Linked DNA regions of Homo sapiens: region 1 is linked to region 2. A link is a contact called in ENCODE Hi-C or POLR2A ChIA-PET data. All regions are on one chromosome and are shown on one strand. Each heading gives the region's core, a stretch centred on a gene start or an enhancer-like site at or near the end of the contact. The rest is flanking DNA. Distances are from core to core; before and after follow the strand shown. Region 1 has its middle 66 kb from the start of GACAT3. Region 2 overlaps GACAT3 (gastric cancer associated transcript 3).

Region 1 (7,068 bases), core at 859-3,358, 44 kb after region 2:
TGTGTGTGTCTATGTGTCTGTGTGTGTCTATGTGTCTGTGAGGATATTGTGTGTGTGTCTGAGTGTGTGTGTCTATGTATCTCTCTGTGAGTGTGTCTGTGTGTCTCTGTGTCTGTGAATGTATATCTATGTGTCTGTGTGTCTGACTCTCTGTGTGTGTCTATATATGTTTCTGCCTCTATGTGTATGTGTCTGTGTGTCTGTATCTGAGTGTGTGTGTGTCTGCGTGTATGTCTGTGTGTGTCTGTGTCTGTGTGTATGTCTATGACTGTGTGCCTCTGTGCCTGTGTGTGTGTCTCTGTATGTCTTTGTGTGCGTCTGTGTGTATGTGTGCATCTGTGTGTATATCTGTGTGTATATCTGTGTGTATGTGTATCTGTGTCTGTGGGTGTCACTGTGTGTGTCTGAGTCTATGTGTGTGCCTGTGTGTATCTATGTGTGTGTGTCTGTGTGTGTATCTGTGTCTATATGTGTTCCTGTCTGTGTGTGTCTGTGTGTTTGTGTCTGTAGATGTGTCTTTGTGTGTGTCTGTATGTATCTGTGTCTCTGTGTGTGTCTGTGTGTGTGTCTGTCTGTGTATGTCTATGAGAGTGTGTATCTGTGTCTGTGTGTGTGTCTCTGTGTGTGTCTGTGTGTGTATGTCTATGTGTGTTCCTGTCTGTGTGTGTCTATATGTTTGTGTCTGTGTGTGTCTCTGTGTGTGTGTGTCTGTATCTGTGTGTGTATGTGTGTCTGTGTGTCTATGAGTGTGTGTGTGTGTTTGTGTGTCTCTATGTGTCTTATGTGAGTGTCTGTGTGTCTATGTGTGTCTGTGTCTATGTGTGTCCCTGTCTGTGTGTGTGTGTGTGTGTGTGTGATGGTGAATATTCCAGGGGCGGCAGGAAGAGAGGAAGACCAGGGCACAGGTAGAAGAGTTAGGCAGCACACAGGGACCCTCAGGAGGGAGTTGAAGAAGGGCCTCGTCTGGTTACCCATTCTTCCTGATGTCATAGGAGGCAAGGACATCTGTGAGAGTGGGGTGAGAGTTGAGCTGTGAGGGCTTGGGGTACAGGCTTAGACTTATCTTTGAGGAATGGGAGGGAGCTGTCCAGAGACAGGTGGAGAAGCTGCTCAGGGATCCCCGAAGTTGGCAACCACAGGTCGGTATTGCAGCAGTTTGCACAGTTGTGAAATTAAATGTTCCCCTGTAGCTTTCGGCCTGCAGCTGTGGGAGTAAAGAGGGTGGGCAGTGACGCTGGCACAGGACAAGGCTTTGCTGGGCCCATTCAGGGGACGTGGGAAAATGCTGGCATTCATCGTTCGGAGGCTCCTCTGCAGTGCTGGTGACAGCTGGAGACATTTGCTCAGGACCCATTGGTTGCCAGGCCTTGTGTGGGGTGTCGCGGTAGTGAGATAGACAGGACTGAAATTGGACTCTGGGGCGATGTGGCCCGGGCACCTGTGGAGACAACACCATCATTAAAGTCACTGGACCGGGTTCCAACGCTGCCACAAGCACGCTCAGTGGTCTCTCCTCTGCCCCAGGGTCCTCCTCTGTGATTGATGTTAATAATATTTGCTTCATAGTAATAGTCATTATTGTCAGGCAGGAATCGATGGAGCTTTCTTTGACCCTGTTGGAAACAAGAGTGAGGGGTGAGTTGAAACTCAGCTCTATCCTTGCTGGACTCCTTGAGGGGTCTGCGTGTGCTGTTTCTCATCATCCTGGTCATCATCAGACCTGCCCGTGGTGGGCTCAGGTCCCAAGTCCTTTCTGAGCCATGTGGCCCTGGTGTATGCTATGACTTTGTGCTGTGCAGATGGGCTTGTGGCGCTGGTTGAGGCCCAGCTGAGCCATGAGATGCTACCGGCCTGGATGATGGGTTATCAGAGCCCTGTGCAGACCACACAGACGGCTGCCCAGAACCCCACTGCTGCCGGCTCTACCACCCAAGCAGTCGCTAGGCCCCCCTCCAGCTGCTCTGACATTCCCTTCCCAAGGCCTAAGAAATGCTCTGGCCAAGCTAGATGATCACAGAGTTCAGTGGACTCCTGGTGCACTAAAAGAAAACACACACAGTGTTAGGGCTACGGAGGGCATGGTTGGATGTTTGAGGCAAGACTGCTGTTAGTCAAGGAGGAGGGGAAGGGGCGGTGCCGGAGGAGGCAGGACGCCCTGAAGGATCCAAAGGTCAAAGGAAACAAATATTGCAAAGCAGCTACTTTAAGCCAGGAATTCTGTAATGGTTATTTCTTTGGTTCTCTCTGAAACCCTGTTAAGCAGGCATTCTCATTTCCAGTTCATAGATAAAGAAACTGAGGCCCAGGGAGATTGTGCCGAGTCTGACTCCAAAGCCTGTGCCCTTTCCACTACACAACCCTTGTCAGAACCAGCCCTTAAACAAGGTTCACATCCAAGTCATTTATTATACATGGAAAGAGCTTCTGAGGCCTGTTGAGGCTGATTTGCATAATTCATTTTTAGAACATTAATTAGCCGGGATGTGTAATAGTTCTTGTGCCAATTTGTGTTTCAATTTCAAATGCAAATACAAATTAGCAAATGTTATTCCTGTGGCACCTTAAGGATGAAACATTTGCTGCTCGTCGTATTAATCTTTACATTTCTGAAACTATCACTGATAGAAGCAATAATATCCTCTAATTTGCAGGATTGAGAAAAAAATGTAGTCTGATGGGGGCTGGGGTGGGTGAGAGGTTAATTCTCTTTCAGCAAAAGAAAACAGCATCCATCCATCGATTAAATAGTGCTGAGTACCTACTAAATGTCAGACGTTGTGGTAGCAGGCAGAGATAGGGCCAGGGAGCACCCACACTTAGAGTTCTATAAATACACAAGCATACTATGTTGTGATGTGTATTAGAATAGGCCTGCACTTTAAGCGGTGGAACAGAAAGATTGGAAGGCCTAGAAATGTTTTCCAAAGATGGAGACACGGGGCCAGCCAAGTCTTGGAGGGGAAGCTGGAGGAAGCCTGGTCAGTGTCCTTGGTGGTGAGGGGAGCAATGGTGGCAGTGGGGATAGGATGAGAGAAGACAGAGACAAGAAGAGACATGAGAGCTGGTGTATTTGGGGAACTCCAAGCCGTTCTGCACCACTGGAACTCAGGATTATTTGCAGGTGTGACAGCAGGGGCAGGATGATGGACAGATTGCATGCTGGCTGTTCTTTGGAATTCACTCTGCAAACCTGGGGGAGCCATTCACAGAAGCAGCTGGTTAGACTGACATTTTAGAAAGCTCACCCTGGAGGCTGTGTGGAGAAATTTTGCAAGGAGGGGATTCAGTTAAGGAGTAGACAAAGGGTTGGGATAACCCACCAGTGGAAGAGGAAGTAGAGATGGGGGGTGGGGGACACTGTCAAGGGATATTTTAGGAATATCACTATAAGGAGGCAATATGGGGCGGTGCTTAGAACTCATCCCACCCTCTTGCCATCTTAGCTCTAACCTCGGGCAAGTCTCTGACCTTGAGCGAGTCTCTGCTTTAGCCTGCTCCTCTGTAAAACAGGCATGATAATAAAAATGAGCCCCATCTCATACAGTTGTTTTTCACAAAGGAAACACTCAAGAATTGATAGAGATGATAGGGAAGATGATGGTGGGATGGTTTCTAACTGGATGTAGGGGCTGAAGGAGAAAAAGGTCTGGACAAATGTCCAGATTCCTGATTGGGAATGCTGAAATGGGTGTGGTTACTCTTCATTCAATAGAGAACCTGTGGAGGCAGAGGTTTGAAAACGAATAAGTCAGTGTAGACAGGGTAGGGGCAGGGATTTGGTAGACAATCTATTCAGGTTCTAGAAGCAGTCTTCTAAAGGCAGCCCTCTCGTAATCATCAGCCCCTGTGTCCTTCTCAGCAAGTCCAAGGTTATACTCTTTAGCATCTCTAAATAAATACAATACAATACAATATAATACAATACAATACAATACAATACAATACAATACAATACAATACAATACAATACAATACATTATTGTTGACTGTAGTCACCCTGTTGTGCTAGCAAATACTAGATCCTATTCATTCTAACTATATTTTTGTACCTATTAACCCTTCTCACCCACCTTCCCCTGCCCCTACTTTGGCACATTTTGTTGGCTGAAACAATTCACAGAGGCAATCCACATTGAATGTGGAAGGTCTACAGTGGGAGGTGACTACAGCAGGATGTGGTTCATGAAGAGCCATTTTTCGAGCCCCCCCCCCCCGTGACAGATGCGTACACACGTTGTCTGTCTTCGCAATAATAAAGTAATCATTATAATGGGCCATGCAGCTAATAAGTGGCAGCCACTCCAGCAGGCCCTTTGCATACAGTTTCGTCTTTGCAACACCCCTTCAAGGCTGTTGCTACTCTCACTTCACATGTAAGGAAATTGGAAATTGAGGTTCTATAACTAGACTTTGGTCACAAAGTTAGTAAATGGTCTAAACTGGATCTGAATATGGATTACGCTAACTCTAAAGCTCATGCTTCCTTCTCTCCTCCATGACAGATGCTGTAACAGATCTTTAGAATCCCAGGGATAGCATCTAACCTAGTCTCATGGTGACGAGGTACACTTCATGGCGGTTGTGATACTTGATTGCCAACCTTCCTCCCAGTCCTAATATTTCATGTAGGTCAGTTACAGTCTAGTGTAAATGGGGTTTCATTGGGTGTTAACTTTACATAGGATGAGGCCAAATCACTTTGGTACTCTGGGACTCTGGCTAGAACTACAGGCTTTTGTTACTGTCCAGCATCCAAGTAACTTTTTTTTTTTTTTTTTTTTTTTTTGAGACAAGAGTCTCACTCTGTCTTATAGGCTGGAGTGCAGTGGTACGATCTAGGCTCACTGCAACCTCTGACTCCTGGGTTCAAGCGATTCTCCTGGCTCAGCCTTCCAAGTAGCTGGGATTACAGACATACGCTACCACACCTGGCTAATTTGTATTTTTAGTAGACACAGAGTTTCACCATGCTGGCCAGGCTGGTCTCAAACTCCTGACCTCAAGTAATCTGCCTGCCTGGGCCTCCCAAAGTGCTGGGATTACAGGCGCAAGCCACCGCGCCTGGCCCAAGATAACTTTGTTATACTTAAGTAAATAATATATGTATATATAAATATACCCAGACATCATTACACAACACATGGTGGAAAATGTTCTGTACCAACCTCTATGCTTCTAAGATGGAGACATGAAGCACCAGCAATCATTTGGTAAAGGAGAGTGTTGATAAATTAGTGATATCAAGTTTAGCAGTGACTAAATTACCTCATATTGCCATGGAAAATATACCAAGTATTAGCAAATCTACAAAGAAGTGAAGTTGCAGTGTCATATTGAGGCTGGCATACCAGAAATTTAGTTGAAAGAACATTTGTTTTTAGCAGATGACAGCTACTCAATTACTGGAACATCGTGCTGGGCAAGGCCAACTTTCCCTGTGAAAGTTAAAGCTGAATTTTGTGTTTTTTCCGCAGAGAGTGATTGCCCACCTTCTACAGGTATGTATCAGGATTTATAACCTTCGAATAAGTGTTTAGAAACCCAAGCTAGAACATATGTTAAGAAAATAGAGCAGTTTAGTAGTGACAGTTGAAAAGCTACTGTCATACTACTGTGGGGTTTTTGGTAACAATTAAACTGAGAAATGAGCAACAGAGAATCTCCCTTGGGTGAGCCTGATGAAAGTGCCCTCAAGCCTGGGCAACATAGTGAGACCCCGTCTCTACAAAAAAATAAAAAAGTTAGTCAGGTATGGTGGTGTGCCTGTGGTCCCAGGTACTCAGGAGGCTGAGGCAGGAATGTCGCTTGAGCTCAGGATATTAAGGCTGCAGTGAGCTGTGTTCCCACCACTGAGTTCCAGCCTGAGTGACAGAGCAAGATTCTGTTTCAAAAACTAAAACAAAACAAAAAACAGTGACCTCAATTTGAACCTGCAAACTTTTAGTTCCCCTTCCATTTGAGGAGCACGATGGGAAGGAACTTGGGTTCTCTGGGACTCAGTTTACCTAACTGTGGACTAAGGAGGATAGATGAGATAATATTTTTTTAGACCTCTGTCTGTTCTTTCTACAATTTCTTTAGGAATCCTTTATTGTGAAAATTCTAAATCCATCAGTCTATAGTTATTTTATGTATTATATCATGATAGTGATTTTGGATTATAGGGATTCCTCAGATATGGAAGGACAGGCTGTTTCTACAAAAAACAAAAACAAAACAAAAAGTCTCAACAGTATTTCATAGGTCTAGATTTTCATATTTATTTAAAGCTATTTGATATAATTTGGCTCTGTGTTCCCACCCAAATCTCATTTGGAATTTTAATCCCCATGTGTCAGGGGAGGGACCTGGTGAGAGGTGATTGGATCATGGAGGTGGTTTCCCTCATGCTGTTGTCATGATAGTGAGTGAGTTCTCATGAGATCTGATGGTTTAAAAGTATGTGGCAGTTCCCTACTCACTCTCTCTCTCTCCTGCCACCATGTAAGACGTGCCTTTCTACCTTGTCTGCCCTTCGCCTTCTGCCATAATTGTAAGTTTCCTGGGGCCTCCCCAGCCATGTGGAATTGTGAGTCAATTAAACCTCTTTTCTTTATATATCACCCAGGCTCAGGTAGTTTTTTGTAGTAGTATGAAAATGGACTAATATACCATCTAAATGTATTTATTCTAATTTTCTGAATTCCACTCTTTCCCAGTCAATGTCATTTACTAAACTTGGCAAGGCTGTGAATTCAACTTCTATTGTAATAGGTGCAACCTGTAGGATTAAATTTTGGGTTTCACTTTCATCTGTATCAAACCTGAAGATATAAGAAAGTGGAGGTTCTTTTAGGGCTGACACAGAAGTTTTCTGGTTTTCAGATTGTTCTTTAAGCTAGGTGTTCAAAGTCAGATCTTTCAATTCTCTTCATGTAAGCTCCTCAGTGCAATCAGAAACAGCTCCTCTCTACCCATCCAAGTTATTGTAATTATTATTCTCTACATCATCGGTAACTTGATCTCTTAGAACTTTGCTTTCAGTGAGCACATTATCACAGACAACCACAGGTAATAACGTAAGCAACT
Region 2 (7,481 bases), core at 395-2,894:
TCAGCTCACTGCAAGCTCCGCCTCCCGGGTTCACGCCATTCTCCTGCCTCAGCCTCCTGAGTAGCTGAGACTACAGGCGCTCCCCACCACGCCCGGCTAATTTTTTATATTTAGCGATGGCTTTTAAGAGGAGGAGTAAACACTGGCTTGAGTCTCATGGGAGAGGAACTCACCAGATCCCTACAAGAAGCTTGGAAAGGGCCTTGAGGTTAAGAGACAGCTGGGACTAAGGCCTAGAGGCTCACACAACAATGGTTTGGTTCAAGAAACAGTAGGCAGCATATGTGCGTGTTGGAGGGGTGGGATTGGGAGCATGTGGAGGTTGTAGGGTTGGAGAGGTATTTGAGGGTCCAGTTACAAGTGGTAAGCTATGCTAAGAAAGATTAAATTGATAATATAGGCAATAGGGAGCTGTTGAAGGTTTTCTGAGCATGGAGAGATAGAATCAGATATTACAAAACATTTCATTCATTCAACACATGTTTACTAAGCATCTATTATGTGCCATACATTGTGCTGGAGGAATGAATGAATAAATGCATGCATGCATGGCTATCACTTAATTTTCCAATCACAGTGAGGATCCTTGAAATCCAGGGACCAGCTGATGTGACTTGTGGGCCTATGATCTCTGTCAGAAAATCATTCTGCAATGAGCAAATCTAAGACAGCCAGCATTGGCTCCCGCCACCGCCCCCTTATCTGTTTTTCTTTTTGCAAAAGACCTTGAGGCCTGTAGTCGGTTCCACTACAAAACGGTTACACAATTTCCCTGGGAGAAGGCGAGTTTCCACCTTTGGGGATGAATGAGCCCTTTCTTTTCTGGAGAGCCGGCCAATGAGGCACAGGCTGGGTACTGCAGGAGGCGCGGCTGAGGGAACAGCAGGCCTCGGTCTAATTTGGGGGTAACTATTTGTTTTTTCATTAAACAAAGTCTGCATGGTAGGAATTGTGGTTGCAGGAGCCTCGGGAGGCCGATAAAGCAGGCAGGGCGAGTCTGCCGGGAGCAGCGGGCGAGGGAGCTGCTCTCTGATTCTGCTGCTGCCCAAAGCTTCCACTTTTCTGGGGCTGCAGGTCCTATAAATGGTGCCTTTGAGGAGGCTGCCCTGGTGACAGCAGGACCCTCCCTGCAGCACCCACTCGGCCACTGACTTCTGAAAGCGGGATTGTCCCTCCCCAAGCCCTGCCCTCCTGCGACATTCCTCATGCTGACCATTGTCTGCAGAAAGAGGCCATTGTCTGGGGCTGACATATCTGCTGACCAGGCACATGAAACAAGCAGAGCTTTGGGGAGGAAGAAATCCACCCAAACCAACAAAAAACCTGAGCCTAGCCTGAGGGCAGGGCTTAGACCCAGCTTGCTGAATTTCCTGATTCACTGGTGTTCTTCCCGAGACGAAGTGCCCACCATTGTGGGAGGATCCGAGTTTTATCTCTGGGCTGGAATGACACCGTCTCTGCCTTTGTGTCAACAGCACTGAGAGGCCTTGTTTAGGATGATGTGGCCAGTGCTGAGAAGGGCTTGTTTGAAGAGAAAAAAGAAAAAAACAGAACAATGTTTATCCAGCAGGCAGCTCCTGCCAAGGCGGCCTCCTCGCTGTCCTCTCCGTAGGATGCTGCTCGCCAGGCCTTCTTGGCTGTTCCTCGGCCTTGGGTGCAGGCCGTGGGTGGGGGGACAGCCAGCTGGTAGACACCGGTATTCGATGTCAGCTCTTACAACAGGGAGGTGGGTAAACAGGCTGCTGTCCCCACCTCTCCCAGGCACCCCCTGTGGCCTTGACTGCCCAGCCCTCCCCCTAACATCTTCCCCACCCACAACTAAGTTAACTCACACCAGGGGCAGCAGAGCCTTCAGACCTGTGGCCGCTACATCCATTCTGGGCACTTGGTGCCCCCACATGTACCCTTCCCTTCGGATTTGGAATATCACCGCTGCATGCAGGCACATTGCTGAGGCCAGCTGAATTGCCTTTGGGCATTAAGCCTCAGAGAGCCTCGCTACTCAAATGGTGGTCCCAGGACCAGCAGCAGCGGTGTTACCAGGGGCTAGTTAGAAATGAAGATTCTCAGGCCCATCTTGCTGTGTCAGAATCTGCATTTTAACAAGATTGCCTGCATCTATTTGCACATTAAGTTTGAGAAGCACTGGTCTACATCAGTGGTTCTCAAACAAGGCAGCCTATTGGAATCACCTGGGGAGCTTTTAAGAGTCTCAAAGACCAGGCAGCCTCTCCGGCCAATTATATGAGGATCTCTGGGGTGGGGGCGGTGGGGAGTGACACTGGAACATCAGTGTTTTCTCACACTTTCCAAATGACTTCAATGTGTCTCCAGGTTTGAGGCAGAGGAGCTAGGATGGGGCCCTCTTTCCCCAGTCCTTGGACTGGGTTTCCGTCAGTCACGATATTCTCACTTAGTACAACTCAGCAACTTTTCCTGAGAATTTTCTATGTGCCAGGAACCACAACAATTGCTGAGGTTTTATCAATGATGTTGGTACGTGTTCACTTCTGCAATGTCTTTCTGGCCCAAAGAACTCCTAGTCATCCTTCAAAGCCCAGTTTAGAAACCTCCTTCTCTGTGATGTGTTTTTTGACCTCTTGAAATGGGGAAAATGCTTCTTCCTTTTAACTCACATTGTCCTCTGCATTTTTCTATTATTGAATTTGTCATGCTGAGTCATAAACATCTATTTACCAATCACTGGACTGGGAGCCTCAAGGACAGGGACAGTATATTATTTATCTGTCGCCACGCTGGAGTGTGGTGGCGCGATCTTGGTTCACTGCAACCTCCGCCTCCTGGCTTCAAGTGATTCTCCTGCCTCAGCCGCCCGAGTAGCTGGGACTACAGGTGCGCACCACCACGCCCAGCTAATTTTTGTATTGTTAGTAGAGACGGGTTTCACCATATTGTCCAGGATGGTCTCGATCTCTTGACCTTTCGATCCACCCGCCTCAGCCTCCCAAAGTGCTGGGATGACAGGCATGAGCCTGGGCTATATCTTATTTATCTTTGCATCCCGGGGTCTAGGGCAGGGCCTGGGCATAAAGCAGGTGCTCAGTAAATGCTGTTGACTGATAACATGAATGCCTGAAGGAATACAAGAATGGGTGAAGATACATTCCCTACCCTTAAAAAACTTAAATTCTAGAAGGAGAGACCATCATGTGCAAAATTAATGTGACATTAACGTCTGATGGGTGTTTGACAGAGGTTTACCCAACTTCTGTGGGAGTGCAGGGCTGGGAGAGGGCCATCGACAGTGAGATCCGGAGTGGTCCACGCTCTGCTTATTATCGCTTTTCCAGTGTATACACCAGGGATGTCACTCGAGTGGTCCTCTTTGGCTCCTTTCCTTGTTGTAGTTGGAGACAAGAAAATAGTCCAATAAATGGAAGGTAAAGATATTTTTACATTTCTAGAAGGTGGTTGTTCTGCTACATGCAGAACAGATGACTGTGGTTAGACTGTCAGGCCCTGGACCCAAGTCTGGAGAGCCTCAGATAGAGGGAGGAGTCTAATGGGCCCAGACAACTGCTAAGCAGCTGCTGCAGTCCACGCTGGCCACTATGTGTCTACAATGGTGTAGGTTGTGGGGTGGCTGGTCACAGCTAAGATCAGGGCCCTGGCAGAGTGAAGGCCTGGCCCATCAGAGGCAGGACGCACTGCCCAGGCAGGTGTGCATCTGGCTCATGTGGGCTCCTTCCCCGCAGAGGCTTCGCAAAGCTAAGCCATCCTGTCCTGGAGGAAGGGCAGAGGCCAGTCAATCAGCTAAATGGGTACAAAAAAGCAATAGAGACAGAGCAAGTGTAAGGCAGGTGCTGGAAGCTGATGAGCACAGCAGAGGTCAGTGGGCACAAAGGTTTGAGCCAAAGGACAGCAGGCTGGAACAGGCAATGGGGAGGGGCTCTGAGACACGCAGAAGGGGGTTCTGACTCTTATGGCAGAGATTTTAAGCCCCTAGGGTGGCATGATAAGGAAGAAAAGGGTTCAGTGAAGGGTAGTAGAGATGACGGGTGATTCCTTTACCTGCACAAAAGAGGAGAAAGCTGGGAGGGCTGACACTAATGCTACTATTGGCAGCTTGGCTGGAATCTCTCCCCTAGAGCAGCCCTGAGGGTCTCTCCTAGAGCTCAGTGGAGACACAGGCCGCATGGCTGCTTGGCTGCTAGCAGATACTCGGGGGTCCTGGGATATTTGGGAGGAAGGTTTCCATTTCCCTGTCTTTTCTCATTTTCCTGCACAGGCCAGGGATTCATTTTCTGCGTCAAAGATATCTGTTCTACTCTTTAGCAATGCATCTCTCTCTTCCCTTTGCACCACACACAGCCAGCTCCTGTGTAAGGAAGTCAAGATTTTCTCAAGGGAAAAATCACCCTAGAAACCATCAACTCATGACAAACGTGATCTCCAACGTTCATTGTGGAAAATAGCCTCAAGGATGAGATGATGAGGATTTTGAAGATGGGTGAGTAGGTCGTCTACTTCCCGGAGGAGAAGGAAGGCCAGGACTCTCTGGGGCATGTCCTAAATGTCCTTCTCTTCAGTTCTGACTTTTCAAATCTGTCTCTTGCTGGGGCCAGCGAGGAGGGCTGGGCAGGATGGGCACCCGAAGAGGCTGGGAGGGAAGATGCTGAATTCCAGGGGGCCCTACATCATCCTGAAGGTCAAATTGAGTGAGCCTAGTTCAGAAAGGTCCAAGGCAGATCACAGGGCTGGAAAAGGGATGGAGCTGCTGGGTAGACACTCTGTGTAGACTCTGGGATGAACTGGGAATGGGAGCCAACGTCAAGCCCAAGCCAGGGAGCCTGGTGAATGGCCTCCTTCGATAGCTGAGGAAGCCTAAACCATTCTTTTGTTGGCCACTGGGTGAGGGACACACATGGGACTGTCAGACTTGGTTCAGGAAGTTGGCAGGTACATTACCCTCCAGGAAGTCTCTCTGATAACCCCAGAGGGTGATGATCTTGCCCTCCTGGGATTCACTCTGCACTTGTACTTTCCCCTATGAGGACAGGCATGTGTCTCTCTGCCCCACCACACACAGGCCTAGTACGTTCCGCAAGGCTGGCCTGGTCTTGTCCCTTCTGTGGTCCTCTGGGTGTCCAGCTGAGGACCTGACCTGCCCTGGAGCACAGTGGGCATTTCCTAAATCAAATGGACAAATGGATTGACTTGTCTCTTGCTAAGAGCGCCTACCTTCGGGGTGTGGAGGTAGAGACAGGAGAGAAGCTCAGGATGCTGCTCAGAACAACCCATGGCTCAGACTTCCCACCTGCAAGATGAGCAGACGGGCAGAAGGGTCCTCTCCTTGTCTGCCACCCGCATGGCGTGCTGTGAGGAGCCTGTGAGAACCTGCCCATCACCATGAGAAGTGCAACACCAACCTCAGGTGGAAGGTAGGGTCGAGGGATGGTCGGGGCTTTACCCTGTCACCAGACTGCCAGGAGTGAGGCTGGCTCTGCTGCCGATTGTTGTCCAATCTGGGGCCAGTGACTGAGTCCTCATGCCCCAGACTCCTTATCCGCCACGGGGGCTCTTGTGAGGATTAAACGAATAAACTTACTTACATAAAACCACTCAGGCAGGGAAGTGTGCTGTGCTCCAAAGTTTGGGACCCTTACCCTGATTCCAGATTTCTCACGTTACCAGTCTTTAAAACATAATATTGACGGCCGGGCGCGGTGGCTCACGCCTGTAATCCCAGCACTTTGGGAGGCCGAGGCGGGCGGATCACGAGGTCAGGAGATCGAGACCATCCTGGCTAACATGGTGAAACCCTGTCTCTACTAAAAATACAAAAAATTAGCCGGGCGAGGTGGCGGGCGCCTGTAGTCCCAGCTACTCAGGAGGTTGAGGCAGGAGAGTGGAGTGAACCCCGGGGGGCGGAGCCTGCAGTGAGCGGAGAGCACACCACCGCACTCCAGCCTGGGCCACAGCGAGACTCCGTCTCAAAAAACAAAACAAAACAAAGCAAAACGTAATACTGACTTCTTAAAAAAAAATTAACTTTTATTTTATATCCAGAGGTTACATATGCAGGTTCGTTACATGGGTATATTGTATGATGCTGAGGTTGGGGGTACAAATGGCCCCAGCACCCAGGTAGTGAGCACAGTGCCCAATAGGTAATTTTTCAGCCTTTGCCCCCTCCCTTCTCTAGTAGTGCCCAGTGTTGATTGTTGCCATCTTTATGTCCATGAGTACCCAATGTTTAGCTCCCACTTATAAGTGAGAACGTACGGTATATGGTTTTTTTTCCTGTGTTAATTCTCTCAGGATTATGACTTTCAGCTGCATCCGTGTTGCTACAAAGGACATGATTTTATTCTTTTTTTGTGACTGTGTAGTATTCCATGGTGTATATAGACCACATTTTCTGCATCCAATCCATTGTTGATGGGTACCTAGGTTGATTCCATGTCTTTGCTATTGGAACTTGTGCTGTGATGAACATATGAAAGCATATGTCTTTTTGGTAGAATGATCTATATTCCTTTGAGAATATATCCAGTAATGGGATTGCTGGGTTAAATGGTAGCTGTTTTAAGTTATTTGAGAAATCGTCAGACTGCTTTCCACAGTGGCTACACTAATTTACATTCCCACAAAGAATGCGTGGCCTTTTCTCCGCAGCCTCTCCAGCATCTGCTATTTTTTGATTCTTCAATTATAGCCATTCTGACTGGTGTGAGATGGTTTTGATTTTCATTTCTCTGATGATTAATGATGTTGAATATTTTTTCATATAAAACGTAATACTGACTTTGAAGGGCAGTCCTGCCCCATCCCACCAACGGCATTCCTTGTGGGACACAGGAATGGGACATGCTGTGGTCTATTTGCAGAAACTTTACAAATAAGTCTGGTTAGTTAGTAGGATTTGCCCATCATCAGAGTAAAGTCACTCAGGAGCTTAAGGCAAAACAAAACAAACAAAGACAAAACAACACACACAAAAAATCCCAAGCTCTAATTTATTTTTTATTTGTTTGTTTTGTTTTTTTTTCTTTTGAGACGGAGTCTCCCTCTGTCACCCAGGCTGGAGTGCAGTGGTGTGATCTCGGCCCACTGCAAGCTCTGCCACTCGGGTTCACACCATTCTCCTGCCTCAGCCTCCCAAGTAGCTGGGACTACAGGTGCCCACCACCATGCCTGGCTAATTTTTTTGTATTTTTAGTAGACACAGGTTTTCACCGTGTTAGCCAGGATGGTCTTGATCTCCTGACCTCGTGATCCACCCGCCTCGGCCTCCCAGAGTGCTGGGATTACAGGCGTAAGCCACCGTGCCAGGCCTAATTTATTTTTTAAAACATTTTATTTACGTCAAAAATTCCATTTCAGGGCTGGGCACAGTGGCTCATGCCTGTAATCCCAGCACTTTGGGAGGCCAAGGCAGGCAGATCACCTGAGGTCAGGAGTCCGAGACCAGCGTGGCCAACATAGTGAAACCCCATCTCTACTAAAAATACAAAAAT

What was found. Hi-C counts contacts between places; a loop is a spot of excess contacts on that map. ChIA-PET counts read pairs that join two places held with the same protein, here RNA polymerase II (POLR2A).
Region 1: a map of Caco-2 shows a loop between it and region 2 (4-fold over the local background). The contact joins two enhancer-like sites. A Hi-C loop is called at or near these places in 1 of 168 maps with a recorded cell type or tissue (Caco-2). POLR2A ChIA-PET finds 5 or more read pairs at or near these places in 4 of 52 experiments (H1, HepG2, Panc1 and 1 more).

What each region holds. Positions count from the first base shown.
Region 1 is chr2:16,113,008-16,120,075 of GRCh38, forward strand. No RefSeq gene overlaps it. Among named protein-coding and RNA genes, the nearest start is that of GACAT3, 66 kb to the left of the region's middle. Within about 2 kb of position 2,109, at least 2 of the 41 ENCODE cell types and tissues checked have a DNase peak (open chromatin) inside an H3K27ac peak, as active enhancers do.
Region 2 is chr2:16,068,972-16,076,452 of GRCh38, forward strand. GACAT3 (gastric cancer associated transcript 3) reads left to right here. Exons shown (of 4, transcript NR_126559.1): 2 at 4,333-4,471. Among named protein-coding and RNA genes, the nearest start is that of GACAT3, 22 kb to the left of the region's middle. Within about 2 kb of position 1,645, at least 4 of the 41 ENCODE cell types and tissues checked have a DNase peak (open chromatin) inside an H3K27ac peak, as active enhancers do.